Linked DNA regions of Mus musculus: region 2 is linked to region 1. The links are chromatin loops, found by intact Hi-C in ENCODE. Cell type or tissue: heart. All regions are shown on one strand. Links, peaks and the distances in the headings refer to the core of each region. The heading gives the core; the rest is flanking DNA. Region 1 overlaps Rhoj (ras homolog family member J). Region 2 overlaps Gm34613 (a long non-coding RNA gene).

Region 1 (8,335 bases), core at 214-8,213:
TGGAGGCAGGGGTGCAGACTTGTATTATGCATATGTCAGGGATGGAAGAAGAGCTACAAAATTAAGGCACTTACCATCTTTCCTCTCTCCCTCCTGCTGAGAGAGAAAGTATCCTTGTACTCTCAGCTCTTTGGCATCTCTCACTCTTTCCTGACCTTATGTAACTGGCTAGCCGGGCATCCTGTGTTGCTGAGAAACATCTTTAGATAGAACTGCATGTTTAACTTCAGATGATTTGGGGAAAAACAATTAGGAAAAAAAACCGAACAAGAACATAAATGTAGTAAGTGTTTACCTCATACAAATGCTAAGAATATAATATATGTATAAATATATATATTATATATCAATGTAATGTAGATATATATAGAAAATATACAAGAATATAACAAGGAATAATGATCTCTCGCGTATTTGTTATAGAAAGCTGTTTCAGCTCTAATTGTCAAATAAGTGTCTAGATTTATAAATATATACATACATATTTCCTATTGTAATGACCCATCAAATATTAATCAGTAAATATTTGTATTTTCTTTCATTTCTTTGGTGTCTCTAATATGCCTCATTTCACAGTGAATACAGAGTGTAGCAGCACTAAAGAATATGCTTGCTTAATATTCATATTTCTTGTCATATATAAAGAAGTATATCATAAGGTCCCCAATTTTTACCTGGAAAGAACTCCTTATTTGTTATCTGAAAAGAAGGCCTATTCAGTTATGGATATTAAATAAAGATAAATGGAACAAAGAAAAAGCTCACAAATACATAAATCCTCAACTGAGTAACAAAGAGACGGATGAATACATATAACCTAAGGGTAACAAGCACAAAAGAAAGAATGGCTTCGTGTTCTCCAAATTGTCTCACAATGCTGCAGAGAAGAAGGTAAAGAGGAGAGATATAATGTGTATTTTCTCATCTGGTTTTCCCACTGTGCCTGGATGGCAATAAAGAGCTGCTCTCAGTTTCCTGCTGCTGTCTCTACAGCGCGTGCACTTCAGTGGGCAAGTAGCACGCTCCGGGAGATGCCAGCACTCACAAGTACACTACGTGTCCTTGGTGCCTTCAAAAAGCCAATGCAGGTAGAGAATCCAGGGCTTGTTCTGCTCCTCCGGGAGAGGTGGCTGGCTCGGCAGCCCCGCACGCACCCACTCGAGGCAAGCCAGTCATTACACTCCGTCCTCATAAAAATGCAGGCTCTATCTAGAGCATAAAATAACTCTGGATGAGCCTGACAGGAAAGCTTCAGAGAGCGAACACGGAAGACACGAAACAGCTTAATAAGAGGTGACTTAGATGATACGCAAGCCGGTCTGTAGGCAGCCATGACAACGGCAGAACGTCCGCCACTATTTCAGAGCGCTCGGCTGTTTTAAAGATGGTTTCACATGCCTGCAATAACACGCATGAAAGAATAAGAGTGCCGCGTGCATCTCTCATGTATGCGCTGTGGAATCTTCTCCTGTTTCTCTAAGTATGATGTCTTTAGTCTCTTGCCACACTCCTCCTTGCTCCTACCAGGTTCCTTTGTGACGGTGCTCTGTAACTGATGAGAACCTGTCCTTGATAGGTGACGGTTTAGGCCACTAGCTGTTATAAACTGATGAATATTCTTATGTATACATTAGTGTGCATGTGTATGATCGTTCCTGAAACACATTCCTGAAAGGAGTGCTGAGGCAGACAGGGGAAAATCAGATTTCATCCTCAGACATTTCATCTATCGCCAAACAACTTTCCAAAAAATCTTGAGCAAATTTACATCTTCTCCAACAGTGGGTGAGCACCCACATAAATTAATGTAAGCATTTGTAAGTACTAGCACTCTCCCTCAATACCCCCATGTGTCTATGTCTCTGTGTCTGTGTGTCTATGTGTCTGTGCGTGTTACTGGGTATGGTAACCCAGGGCCGCAATATGCCAGGCCTATAAAAGCACTCTGCCACTAAACTCTTTTGGCCAGGCTGGCCTCAAACTTATGAGTCTTCTGCCTCAGCCTACTGAGTAGCTGGACTTGCAGACATGTTCCATTCAGCCTGACTGGTACCTTTTGATTTATCATTGCTATTTACAGGCCAAAGACTGTATCAGTTTAATTTGAATTTTTGACTTGAATATTCATTATTCCTTTGTATTTTGGTCAAATATCAATATTTTTTAAATTTCCTTTAGAAGTAATTGTTATTGATTAGGAAGTATGGTTTAGGAGCTGGTAAGATAGCTCAGCACTTAAAGGCACTTTCTGATCTTGCAGACGACCTGGGTTCAGTTCCAAGCACCAACAAGGCGACTCACAACCATCTATAATTCCAATTTCAGGGGATTCTATGCCCTCTTCTGGCCTCCATGGGCAAATACACACACACACACACACACACACAAACACATATAATACACATACATACATACAGGTAAAACACTCATACACAGAAAAGAATAAATATGCGTTAGTATGCTTGGGGCTGGAGGAGAGCTTGTTGCTCAATCATGAGGTCCAGAGTTCAAATCTCAGCACCCACATCAGGAACACCAGCTCCAAGAGATCTGATGGCCAGTTCTGACTGCCTCAAGTCCCAGCATTCACGTGCACACATACAAGCATGGACACATGCAAGTTAATCAAGTTGTTAAAAAGAAAGTGTGCTCATATGCAAAAGAGAAGACCTGGCTTTCTTATATTATGAGCATTTTATAGAACGTGTACTTTTCATTTTTAAATCAGATATGTCAGTCCTTTCTTTATGGTTTTCTTCATGTGCAATGTATGGCTCTGTTAAAAGGGGTAAGAGTGTATTTCTAAAGAGTCTCTCTGTACAGGGGACCTTATTGTGGGCCACAGCTCCCATATACAGATTTTTCTTATAAACTGGTCACTTCTTTCTAAAATCAAGGTGATAATTCCTCTGTATTTTGTGGCTAATGTCAGGCTTATCTGGCTATATGGGAACCTCAGGACACATGGTCAATGGTCCTGTCCTACTGACAGAGATGTATCTGCCACTGTTGACTATCAAACTAGAGGACCACCATGAGCTCAGACGCCAACCAGAGAGGCCATGTTTCCATGGCCTCCCTCACAACAGGTGGACCAGCTGCAGTGAGGGACATCGGACCAGTGACCCCATCCTGCCATTCAATGTCCAGTAAAGTTCACAGTGACCTTTTGGAAAATATCAAAGATGCCTCAGAGAAAAGCGTCAGTTTGGTTGGCGTTTAATATACACTTCAGCCACCCAGACACTATCTATGTAGCAGCATAGCTGAGATTTGCTAGCATCCAGACATGAGAATAAATAGTATCCGGCCATGGCTGAGGAGATGGCCCCATCAATAAGCACAAAGACCTAAGTTAGATACCCAGAACTTACATTAAAATGCTGGCCGTGTTGGTGCATGCTTATAATCGTAACTCTGACGAGGCAGAGACAAGCAGATTCCGAGAGCTCATTGGTCAATCTGCCTAACCCACAGAGTGATATCCTAGCCAGTGAGAGACCCCTCTTTTGGAAAAAACAAAAACAAAAAAACGAAAAACAGATAAACAGCTCTTTTAAGTGGTGGTGCATGCCTTTAATCCCAGCATTTGGGAGGCAGAGGCAGGCAGATTTCTGAGTTCAAGGCCAGCCTGGTCTACAGAGTAAGTTCCAGGACAGCCAGAGCGACACAGAGAAACTCTGTCTTGAAAAAAAAAAAACAAAAACAAAAAACAAAAAACAAAAAAAAGAAAGAAACAGCAGTTGAGATTTCCTCTGTCCTCCGTACATATGTGCATACACACATGTGCACCTGCACAGATATGAATACACACACATAGAAAAAAAAAACAGATTTAAAACATAAAAAACAGAAACTCAAAAAGAAAGTAAACATGGAAATGGTTTAGGTTCCTGCAGGACAGGAAGGGGTTAGGGAAGCAGATTTTTCCAGGCTAAGTGTGGAACAAGTATTCCAGATTCTTCTTTCCAGCATCTCAGAGAAAGAGCGCCAGCAAAAGCACCATGAGTATGATTACAAAAGCTTTTGATCAGCTGTGGCCCAGAAAGAAATAAGAGAGAATTAGGAAGGTGAGCCAGAGACCGGTGACCAGGATCAGGTCTGCTCTTACTTGGCTTTCCCTCTGCACCTTCTCTTGGGGGCTGAGGATGAAACACAGGGCGTGGGACCTGAAGACCGAGAAGATTAGGAGATTTTTCCAAGTGACAGGACGGAGCCTGCCTGCCTGCATGGGGACAGCTATAAGGATGGCGAAAACGACTCAGCATACAGATATTTAGGGAATAGAATGGAAAGAGATGGAATCCAAGAATCCTGAAGAAGGAAGGGCGAGGCCTAGCAAGGCTGAGGAGCCGGGGTGCGGCTGTCTGGAGCTTTCTTTGGCTTGGCCTCACTCGAGTCTAAGTCAGCTCTGAGTCCAGAGCTCTTCCCACGCCTCCTCCAGCCCACCCCAGGCCTCCCCCTCCCCCCCATTCTTCTTCCTCAAATAAATCCTGACCATGCAAATATTTTTCCTGAGCATCCATCCCACACCCAGAATCATACCGACATCTTTCCAGGAAACCCCGTTCCCAGACTATTGCTCGTTAAGAAGGTGCTGGCTCAGCGACACCACGCCACACTCTTGGAATCATCAAAATGTTCTCTTTCCTGATAGTTTTTGTTCTTCAACTTGCCAATAAGAAAAAAAAAATGGAGGCTTAGGAAAGCTATGGCTTTCTCGAGGTCCCAGGGTTGTTTCCCAGGGAGCCCAGGGCTCCAATTAGTTCTCCGTGTTCAAACTGCAGGGAAATTAGAAAATGGACTCAAGTGTATGACACATCTCTGATCACAGCAGACGTCATTAAGGGCAAAGAGAAACACAGCCAGGGCCAGACAGTGCATGACAGTGGTACCCTGCCTTGTTTGAATGGGATTCTAGTTGTCTTGGTATATATAGAGAGAAGATAGAGATAGAGAGATAGAGATACACACACACACACACACACACACACACACACACACACACACACGTCTACTGAGTGAGTTAAAGGGCAGCCTGGACTATACTACATTGTCTCAAAGGATATGGGGGAGAAGGAAATGAAAACTGGAGAGAAGGGGAGGGGCAAGAAAAGGAAACCCAGCTCTCTACTTGGAATCCCAGGGAGTTCTCGGGAAGCCTGTTGGGTTTTCCCCCTCGGGCTTAAGCACCTTTTAAAGTACCCTCTGTTTCACACAAACATACAGCCTGATGTTCCAGAAACAAGAGAGACCCTGACAAGGAGGGAACTTAGCAGCTCGGGCGAGCTGGTGCAAATAGCAGCACTAGGCTGGCTGCGGGAAGGGGTCCAGACAGACATTGGAAAGATGAGATCCCAAGGAAGGAATCTGCCACCACTTATATTTAGGAAAGCGGTACTTTTGTCTAGATTCATACTAACTGCTCTCTAACAGATATGTTTGATGCCTCTGAATTTGCCCCTTAATAAAATGGACACACACACACACTTAGAAGGCTTAGGGTAGGCGTCGAATTTGCTCAAGCAGCCTTTGGCAGGGACAGAGGTGTTTTTGTTTTGTTTTTGAGGTAAGGTCTTGCTGTGTAGGACAGGTTAGCTTTGAACTCTTGATCCTCCTGCCTCAGCCTGCCCAGTGCCAAGCTCCTCAAAGTGCTCTTTAGATACAGTCGCCATCTTGCCCGCTTGCTCGTTCATCAGTTCATAAACCTATGAGCAGAGAGCCACGTGTGTAACTCTCTTAATACTCTGTTCCTTGGTAAGGTCTAAAAGTTAGGGCTTCTTCCTTCAAACTAACATTCCTGTGGTGCTATCCGCCACACCACACAGTCGGGCTTTAGCCTACCACTGAGAGAGTACACTAGACAAGAGTGACATGGATACCTGGTCACACACCGGGAACTGACAGGCACGGGGTTTCCCTCTAAGGAACATGACGTTTTCAATGTTTGGCTCAATGGGCTCACCTTGCTTTATCTGGGATCTATCTATGGGACTCACCTGGCTTCATCACACTTGACTTCAGAAGCTTACTTTGAGTCTCTGAGACAGCTACCACCCAACAAGGAAAAGGCTTTGAACCCAATTCTCCAGTCCCCTGGAGGCTGGACTGATGGTCAGAGCGCTTCTGCTGTTGCAAATGAGATAGCTTCGAAATGTTAAAACGCTGTGGGAATGAGGCCTGAGTCCTGCTTCAGCTATTTTCTCTCTGGGTAAAAGTTAATGATCCTCAAGAGAGCAAACTTGTATCCTGGCTTACACGCCTCAAGAAATCAACCACTCCAATTCACCCCAGAACCAACAGAAGGAAGCAGCGATTAATGGATTTGAGGAAAGTCTTCATTTTACCTACTTAACGGGTCATGGGCATGTTTTCACACTTTCTTGAGAGAAGCATCAAAGCTATTAACAGGTCACTAAAGTTCAGAAACCAACTCTAAAAGCTCCCAGAATTGGAAAGCGATCTGGGAAGATAGCCTGGGTGTGGCCTTCCCGGCAGATTTGTAGTCAGGGTTCAGCCAGGGAAGCTCTAGCTTTGACCCTCCAGGACCCTCTTCTTCTCCACGAGTGGACCCTGTGCTGAGTTCCTGTTCTGAGTATTCAACAGCCACTCACTCCCTATGGCAGAATATGTGCCGGGCATGGGCCTCTGTCCTCTGTCCTCTATCCTCTGTCCTCAGTGGGAACACAAAACAGATTTGAACAGCTATCATTTAGGGTAAAAAAGTAACTAGTGGCCCACAGTGTAGATCCCACCGTGTGACAGTTCATATGCACAAGGTAATCAGGAAGGAAGACAGGCTGGCCTCAGAAAGGGCACTTATTGGGTACATTTCTTCAGCATCTACTGTGAAATAAGTTGGATATTATCTCCTTCCACATCCTCCTCACAAACGCTCTATGATTCCACACTCTTGCTACATTGATTTAGGGGAGGGGAGGGGCATGCCACAGCACACTCCCGGAGGTCAGAAGATAATCTGTGGTAGCCAGTTCTCTCCTTCTATCACCTGGACCGGTTTTTAGTAGAAAACAAACACAGGATTTAGGGATACTTGATGGTATCCCCAAGGTTGCTCTAATGATGGAAAGCAATGGAAAGGAATCAAAGGCAGAGCGGTCTGGGGCGAACAACCCTGCTGTGACCTCATTTCATGGATGGCTAACACTTGGTGGCAGTACTTTCCTTCCGTGGAGTTGTTGACTAATTCCTTGCCAAGCTGCGGAGCCTCATGGGACACAGGTTGGCAAGCAGTAAGGCATCCACTGCTGGTCCAGGACTCACAAAGCCTTGTCTTGTACAACTGATATTGACTTCTATCTCTGACATCCCTGATGTCCTCCAGCAGAAACAGGAAAGGGAGATAAAGAGGCTCTCCAAGATAAGGACACAAGCCCTAAGCCCTGATTTTAGCATCCCTCCAGCGCTCACAGAGCAACACTGAAAATCCACCACGTTTCCACACCAACAACTGTCTCCTCCCCACTGCCCAACTGTCTTCTCCCCACCACCGCCGCTGCCACAGCCGCCACCGCTGCCGCTGCTGCCACCGCCACCACCACTACCACCACCACCATTCCACCTTAACTCAGGGAAATTCTCGTCATTTTTTTCTTTCCATTTTCTTAGCCAAAGGACTTTAGGAGCCTGATGAAGCTTTCAGAATAAACGCTGATAGGAGATCCACAACAGCCTGGGAAACACAGGGTCAACCATACAGACTCGGTTTAGACATCTCCACCAGAAAGCCTTCTCTGACCAAATGCTGGCATAGTGTATAAATGCACACATGCTCAGCCATGCTCCCAGCCTTCTGCACTACCCTGTGCATACTACACTGCTCGTGGCTACATTTTTTACTTGTTCTGCATCTGTTCTCTCTCTTTCCAATATTGAGCTCAGCCCAGGAAAGGGGGGCAGGATGCAGACTCTCCAATGCCGGCTTAATGGACCTTGCTCACACTTATCTCAGGCCTGGTGGAACTCCCTAGAGTCCCAGCTGCCAAGGAGAAAAGGAGGGGGCCAAAGGAAAAGGAACTGAGGGGAATAACTGTTCTCTAAGAAAAGGGGGGTGTGAGCTGGGCTAGCAGGACTCTAGTGACAAAGGTCACAGCCACTGCTTAGGAATATTTGCAGTATTCAGTATGGCCTCTGGGATGGTTCGGCTTCTAAGGCTTGCCTGCTCTTGGTCCTGGGCCTGTGGGTCACAGAACAGTGTGCAGGATCTCATGAACAGCAGCCCTGACCTCCATGAACCCAGCTCACTGGAGGCAGGAAATTCCATGTTGTAATAACTGGAGTTCTTCCATTCATTCTTGATCCATGACTAGGTAAG
Region 2 (8,335 bases), core at 328-8,327, 59 kb after region 1:
AGCAAATAGCATGATTGGCAGAACAAGTGGGCCACCTATGGGGTGGGAGGAAGTCTTCTCCAGCATCTGCCTGACAGAGGACTCGCATCCAGAACATACAAAGGACTCAAAAATGGCAGAAGAACAAAGAATCTCATTAATAAGTGAGTGGATGATCTGAATAGACACTTCACAAATGGCCAATTTAAAAAAAAAAAAAAACAGCAATTGTCAATATCTTTAGGCACTGGGAAAATACAAATCAAAACTACACTGTGATTCTACTTTACCACAGGCAGCATGGCCATCACCAGGAAAGCAAACAAACAAACAAACAAAAAACAATAAATGTTAATGAGGTCTGGAGAGATGGCTCAGAGGTTAAGAACACTGACTGCTCTTCCTGAGATCCTGAGTTCAATTCTCAGCAACCACATGGTGGTTCACAACAATCTGTAATGGGATCTGATTCCCTCTTCTGGTGTGTCTGAAAACAGCTACAGTGAACTCACATACATAAAATAGATGAATTTTTTTTTTTAGAAAAATATTAGTGAACATGTTGGGAAAGGGGACACTTACATACTGTTGAGAACACAAATTAGTCCAGCCACTATGGAGAACTGGAGGAAGATTCTGCTAAAATCTAAATTAAAAACCAGAACTCCCATATGATTCAACCATCCCACTCTTGACTATACACCAACAGAGTCTAAGTCACCATACAACAGCCATCCCGCATGCTCACGCTTACTGTGGCACTATTTACAACAGTGTAGACATGAAAGCAGCAGATGCCAGTCAAATGATGAACACGTAAAGAAACTGTAGCATAGCTCACAGTATCAGAAGGTACTTCAGAGGAAGAAGAAACAATCAAGTCGTCCTACACAGACATAAAGCCTTCAAACCACACCAATGACCAGCCCCGCAAGATGTCCCTAATGGTTCCACAATAACACTTTTGTCTTGGGGGATACTCAACAGCTGTCTAAGTGGACTTAAGCCTTCTCAATAGGAGGGAATTCATACCTGGGACTCTAACCTAGCCAACTACCCATGGCTATGGAGATTATGGATCTTAGAGGAGAACCTACTAGTTAGTACAGTTTTCTTAAATCAATTTCCTAATCATATTCTAAATACTTATCTTTTGCCCACAGATAACTGTAGATCTTATCAAATAAGCTTCTTTTGCTGAAGATAGAAGTTACTCCAGAGATCAACAACTAGTCAAAATGCTAAGAATAAAGGACTGTGGTGTGCCAGTCTCAGCTGGTACATCTGAACCTAACTAAGGCTCAGGGAAAATTGTGGGGATGAAGGACAGAAAGATTGTAAGACCAGATAACCAGGATGCCTGCTGCAAGATTGTGTCTTCTAGACATGACAGGAAAGCTGTACCCATGAAATGGCAACAATATGGCTGCCTAAACAAGATCTGCATAATGACACCACTAGGGGACATGCCAGCACATTATGGGAAACCTCACAAGGTCACATCCCTAGATGAAGAGTTACAGGAAATCAATAGCTGCCAAGAGAGGGGAAAAGGTCCATTTTCCCCAGGGGTGAGCTTCCTGGTAGGTTGTCTAGTCCCAGAGAGCTAGCCATAAACACATGTACATTGGAGTAACGGTAAACAGGCTCATAGGTTATGTCCCCATGTGCATACGTGTAACAATAAATAATTAAAGGGAAAGAGTCTATGAATTTGAGGAAGGGGAATATGGGAGGGTGTTGGAGGAGAAGAGGGAGGAGCAAAATGGTGTGAATCCTGTACTTATGGATGAAATGCTCTAAATTTTTTTAATCAAATCTTTAAAAGAAGTGAGGGTGATCATGAGATGTGTTCTCAGCATGCTGTCACATGTGTCTCTGTTTTGACACAGTGCTTTGATGGCAGTTTGAAGCACAGTGACCCTGTGTGAGTGTCACAGCATCTTGGTTCCTCACAGACTTGGAGGTCTCCCCAGCTTTACAACAATGCCTCCTGCACCCGTGAAGATCAAAGCCTGGTTCTTCCTGTGCAAAATGAAGAAGTCACAGAAAAGAAAAACAAAATGAAGACCATGACCTCACAAGGTAAGGAAATCCAAACAGTCAGGGAGTGTATGATGCGGTACCTCACCTCCTGAGTAATGGGGGAGATGCAAACCGTTGTCTTCTCAAGGAGATTGCAACCTGTGGGGTGATGGACGCCTCTGGCATGGTTGTTTGGCTGTGTTCCCTTTCCATTTTCAGAAGCAGATGTTGGTGGCTTCAGATGTGTCTCTCTCAAAACCCCAGAACTCCAAGTGGTTTGAAAGAACATATCTGGAAGCTCCTGGAGCGTGTTCAGGAAGCCAACACCTTCAAAGCAGAAAGGTCAAGGAGGTCAAGGGACGAAGCTCACCCACTAGTGAGTCCAGCTTGTTCCCGAGGCAACCGTGTGCTTGAGACAGGCACCCTGCCTCCAATAGAACTGCCTTCTTTGTATGTTTGTTTGTTTTTGTTTTGTTTTGTTTTGCTACTTATAACATCTATGAAGTCAAGGACCTCATCTGGGTCATTCACTAAATTCATTCTATTGCCAAGTTCATAGAGGGAACCAGGTATGTGGTGTTGAAAAAGCAAATAATTAAGTGGGTTGGAAAGTTGGCTTGGTGGTTAAGAGCACTTGCTCTTCTTGCAGAGGACCAAGATTTTGGTTGCCAGCACTCACATGGAGACTCACAACCACCTGTTAACTCTAGTTCCAGATGATCCAGTGCCCTCTTCTGACCTCCTTGGGCATCAGGCATGCACATAGCACACAAATGTATATACAAGCAAAACACGCATACACATAAAATAAAAACTATTTTTTTAGATGCCCGCAACTCCTCTTGAGATGTCTGTCATGTCATCTGTGAGATTACAGGTTTAGACTATCATGACCTTCTTGGTTTATTGTTTTGAAAGAAGGTGGGGGAGGGGAGGGGGACCTTTGGGAGTTGATTACTGAAGGCTCCAAGGTAGAGACTTCAAGCTTGAATCTTTATTTTATACGAAGAGGAGAAACCCAGAAGACACCTGTGCACGTGCACCACCTGTCTCCAGCTCTGGACGCTTTGTCATCTCAAGACTGTCACTGAGAAAGCCATCACCAGATGTAGTCCTTAATCTTATGGTTCCAGAACACAATCATAATGACCCTCTTTCTTTATAAGCTTATCCATCTGTGGACTCAACACCTTCTGATCTCTTCTGGCTTGGGGCAAAGATGTGAGTACATACAGACAAACACACAGACACACTTACACATAAAAAAAAATCGAATAAATACATCTTCTTTCAAAGATTTGATCAAAGTATGCTTCCACATTGCTTTTCAGGGTGCCTGCTCCTTGATGTGTAAGTAAAGAATGGCATTATCCTTTCCTTCCTGGGAAATGTGTCATGTACCCCTTCCCCCAAATTAAAAACTGCCACTAAAATGCTGCACCATGCCAAGAAATATTAGGCATATCCTGATTTCAAAGTTATTAAATGTCACAGGGTGGGTGCAAAGGAATCTTAGACTAGAAGAGGCAAATCTGGGGGTGGGGGCTGTGAGGTCTTAGCAGCATTCAGAAGCAGAGTCCTGGGGGGGGTGGGGCTCAACTTTCTTCTCTAGTTATCATTGGTGCTTTGATCTGACACCAAAATTAATATGCTTTTTCAGTCCAAGAAGCAGATAAGGTTGAAGGTTCCATTTAACCGTTAAGGACCAGTTTACCATTGCTGGAAAGTCAGTATACTGTAAGTTTATGTGACTAGTCAAGCTGCCGAAGCCAGCCACCACATTCTGGTTCATATTACTCCACAGGGACTAAGCTGACTGCTCTGTCACTTGGAAAGACATCCTAGGAGGTTAGGAGCATCCCTGCCTCACCGTGGCTCCCTCTGCTCTCTCAGAATGCACATTCTCTGCCCGAGGGTCAAAGTAATTACTGCCATGCGTCCCGTGGGTGATTTAAAAGCCACAAATGAAATTACATGTTTTAAGGAACTAATAGAATCAATCACTTTCTACAAACAGATACGAGCCAGGGCAGTCTCAGCCCTTACAAAGTTGGAGATTGCTTTTCCTATCTCTTATTTGTGAGGAAGGAAACTTCTGGGCTCACAAATGAAGATGAATAGGGGAAGACTTTCAGAAGAAATTAATTTTATTGGAAAGTCAATTCTTCTTCTGACAACACTAGATATTTGTGGGACAGCTCTTGGTGTTATTGACTCAAAGAGATAACATTTGTCCTAGATGATGGTGCCGTTGCTATGGTGACTTCTTTTAACAAGACTAAAAATAATGAAGCCTGTGTCTAACTTTGCTAGGACAAGCCAAGCCTTTCTCAGAACCATCTGAAAGAAGTATCTGTCGGCTGCCACAGATTTATTTTGAATTAAGGGGCACGTCATTTAGGGACTGAATTGTTTTTATTTCCGCCTGACTCCGCCACTTCTGGATATCGTGGTTCTGCAGGGCATAGCAGGCACATGTCTAACCAAGAGGAAAAAAGATGAGTTTCATGAGTCACAAAGAAGCTTTCTTTATTGCAAGTGCATCCTGTATTCTCCTTGGAACGGGTCCACAAGGCTTCTGGGTCCTCAAGCCAGAAGGGTAATTCCACAAGGAGTCTCACAGACAATGGCAAGATTGTTGTTAGCTACGCTTGGATGCAATAGAACTCTACTTGGTAGATATCGACTGTATGCAGAAAGGACTCCTGCTCTTGGCCCCATAGTCTTCAAGGATGTGACTATGTGTGAAGAAGGGAAGAGGAGAGCCTGACTTCTCTGCACAGCACTCATTATACCACTTCACAGGTGCGAAGCAAGAGCCTACTATGTGCCAGTCACTTTCTCCCTTCCTCAACTCACATGTATGAATCAAGCACCTATTGTATGACAGGTTCTTCCCACTTCCTCAATTCACAGGTATGAATCAAGCACCTACTATGTGTCAGGAACTTTCTCCCTTTCTCTTTCCTTCTCTTCCTTCCATGTTTTGTTGAGCGCCCCCTAAGTGTTATAGTTACAGTAACCACATACAGTGTAGTTGTGAATAAAGCTGGGAACCTGATGATGTGCAGTCGTTCCTTGGGATTGAAACACTCCCTTCTGGAGGGACCAAGGAGGTTGCCAGATTCATGAAACTCATGAGAAACTTTATAGACTCAGGAAACACACAAAGCTTACAAGACTCTCAAGTCCCCTTCCCAGGTTAGTTAGTCTGGGAAATGTAAGAAATGCACAGGGAATGGCTGGATTACAGTTATTAAGCAGTTGTAGAGACAAGTCTTTGTTTAAATAAAGTTTTCAAGAAAACGCATTGAGCATGACTCATAATTTACCCTTATAGATTCCGTACCAAAAAGGAAAAAAAAAAAACCATTCTAAGAACTGGAATTGCCACATGGAATTAAAATCCGACTGGACAGACTGCGGGATAGCATCTTAGTTTTGCACCGTCCACACACTGACCCGCCGTGTGTACCTGTGGAAGAGGACCTGTCACTCCAGATTCCTCTCATTTGTTTATTAGAGGTGTTTTTATGAATGAATTTAGATCTTTCCAGATTTGAGATCCAGTGATATTTCCCTCCTCTTTTCCTTTTCTCGCTTTCAGCTGCACTCTGGACCTTTTTCATATTAATTTGTTGGAATAGTTTTATATTAAGAATCTAGTCATCTGGATACTACTATATAAGCCAACCCTCTCTAGCCTCTGTGGACACCCCCGCATGTGTTCTATGTGTGCATACACACACATAGCCTCATACAATACATATAAATAAAAGCACAACGTTTTTTAAAAAGACAAACATAAAATGCCGCGGGAGGTGACAGAGGAAAAGGGTCGCTTCACCCCAGGCAAAGACTATGTGTAATCAGGGTCTTTTTCCTGTTCATTGCTATATCCCCAGGGATTGCAGCACTGTCTGGGTGACTAATTAATTACTGAAACCATCTGTTGAATGAGTCACTAAAGACACAGCAGAGAGCATGATGAGGCTCTGGTTCCTCACAGCTTGGAACAGTGCTAGGGTAGAATCCTAGAGGTCGGGGCAGCAGGCAGGATGGGGCTGGGTGCTGCAGGAGACCCTATGGAGCACAGTGAGGGGACGGACTGGACCATCAGGAATAGGTGACTCCACCGCCAGCTTCAGCTGATAGATACCATTCAGGCTGCACCCCATGAAGCTGAGACATTGACAAAGAAGTGCATGGACATGTTGGGGTTCCTGGTAACCACACTATAGAGGTGAAATGAGAAGAAGAGAGTAATTCCAGTAACTGACCTAGTTGCCAAAGTACCAGAAATAGAATAGAATTTATGCTAGTGTGTTAATATGTAATCGTTGATGAATGCTGGTGTTCTGGTAGGTTGTGGGGTTTTGTTTGTTTGTTTGTTTTGTTTTGTTTTCATGCTAAGGTCTGAGACCCTATAATTCATAGAACACCACATTCAAACTCACCATAGCTCAAGGGCTCAGAGCAACATGGGGGGCAATCATGGTTGGGTGGTGTCCAGAGAGTTTAGTTCTGTCTAAATCCTCTTGCTGTGTCTTACTTACTGAAGTTCAAAGATGTTAACGGAATTAGCCATGATGACTTGAAACTAGGAAGGAGACTTTTTGAGAAAAACAGTGTCAGCAGAGGAGCGGGTGAGGAGTTAGTGGGGGTGAAAACAACTAAAATTCACTACACCCATAAAACTGTCAAAGAACTTTATTTAATAAAAAAAAAAAAACTGTAAAAGACAAAAAGCCAAGTTCTCAGCAGCTGAGCCTAGGTCAATAGCACACAAATGTCTCTAAGTTTAAGGTAGCAAGGAGCCCATGGGAAAGAATTTTTTTTAAGAGTTTATCAAAATGCTTATTTATCCAGAACCAAGATTTCTCATCTACTGAGCCTAATGGCTTATCTGAGAGGCTTGGGTTCTGGAATGTGCCCTTGTGGCTGACTGAATCAGTGCTGAAGAAATTGCGTCAAACTGAATCAAAGAGAGAAATGCCTCCCAAGTCGAGATAGCTTTGACGTTCAGTGAACGATGAAGCCAGAAGAATAATCAACTCCAGAGAAGAGAAACTAATAAAAATCAAAAACATCGGGAGAATCTCATCACAAAGCATTCAAGTGGAAAAAACTCAGCACCCCAGGCAGGACAGGCAGAGGCTGACGTGTAGGAAAATACAATAAAAGGTCACGAAACCATGAGAGCTGGGAGCAGTCACCAGCAGGATGTGTACGGCTAAGACCTTCCCTGTCTGTGCCTATGGCTTCCTGGTTCTAGAGTCAGTGTCCCTTGGGATCAGTGCTACCCAACGCTACCCACCCAAGCCCTGTAATACTGCCCAGAGACTGGAGATGTAGACTCAAGAACAGGGCAGAGCAAAGGCCTTTGATTTAAGCTTACAAGGCGGAGTGGAGGACAGCAGAGGGTCAGAGTGAGCAGCACAGAGCCAGCCTGAGGAGTGAGCATGAACCTGTCCGTTCCAGACATTACCTCCCTGCCTGCTTCTCCTTACTCGGGTGTCCGGCACCATTGTCTCCTGAAGACATCACCCCCTGCCCCCAAAGCTCATTATCTTTCTTTCCAGACCTATCCCACCTGTTTAATCTTGCACTTCCCACCTCTGTAAATAACATCACTGAAGATTCATTGAAGACAGCTACCTGTGGCATAGTCCTACACACGTACGTGTGCATGTGCACATGCGTACACAGAAACACACACAACTTAGACTGCCTTCTTCAGCATCCTTGATGACCTTTCTACTGGTACCTGATCCCTCCTTCTTGGTTCACTGTGGCTAGAAAGACTTTTTCTCAGTCTCATCCTGACTTGTGTGCTCTCGTTGAAACTTTTCACTTTTCCTCATAACTCAGCATAAACCACAACCCATCTAACAGGGGTCCTCTCCTGCCCCTCCCAAAGCTCACCTCTTCCTCCTCTGGCTGCGACACTGACCCTTCCCTTGCCTTAGCTGCTGCTGCTCCACCTCTGGGCAGTGGCTTGGTTGATGCTCTCGTCCTTCAGCCTTCCCTAGACCTTCACACATGTGTGACATGGGTCCCCTTCAGGATCCCTTTCACACCCCACATCACCAACACCCCACTTGCTCAACCTCCTACAGAATCATTAGCTCCAAGTGGATATGCTAGATTCTTCCACTCATGTCTTTATCTCCATCATCTATGGGAAGTAAGCCCTGACAGTCTAATGCTAATGTAGAATTTTATCACCATTTTCTCCCAAACTTAAAACTGTGTCATGGATATTTTGACAAATATTGGCAGAAAAGTGAATAGTCAGGCAGCCAAAATTTGGTTCCATATCTAGATGAAA

What was found. Hi-C counts contacts between places; a loop is a spot of excess contacts. Peaks named below come from ENCODE experiments on the same cell type or tissue, not always from the same donor. Only the 100,000 strongest peaks of a DNase experiment are listed, where the experiment ranks them.
Region 2: it touches region 1 in a loop (7-fold over the local background); 2 of 42 quality-filtered maps call a loop at or near these places.

The regions. Positions count from the first base shown.
Region 1 is chr12:75,361,538-75,369,872 of GRCm38, forward strand. The region is part of intron 1 of Rhoj (ras homolog family member J); the gene reads left to right. Among named protein-coding and RNA genes, the nearest start is that of Gm34613, 50 kb to the right of the region's middle. In heart, for the core only: CTCF peaks have their summits at 7,173 and 8,158; DNase peaks (open chromatin) are centred at 4,284, 7,224 and 8,084.
Region 2 is chr12:75,420,130-75,428,464 of GRCm38, forward strand. It overlaps Gm34613 (a long non-coding RNA gene), which reads left to right. Exons shown (of 4, transcript XR_381695.3): 3 at 3-143; 4 at 1,872-2,679. Among named protein-coding and RNA genes, the nearest start is that of Gphb5, 7.5 kb to the left of the region's middle. In heart, for the core only: no CTCF peak of the experiment used is centred there; no DNase peak of the experiment used is centred there.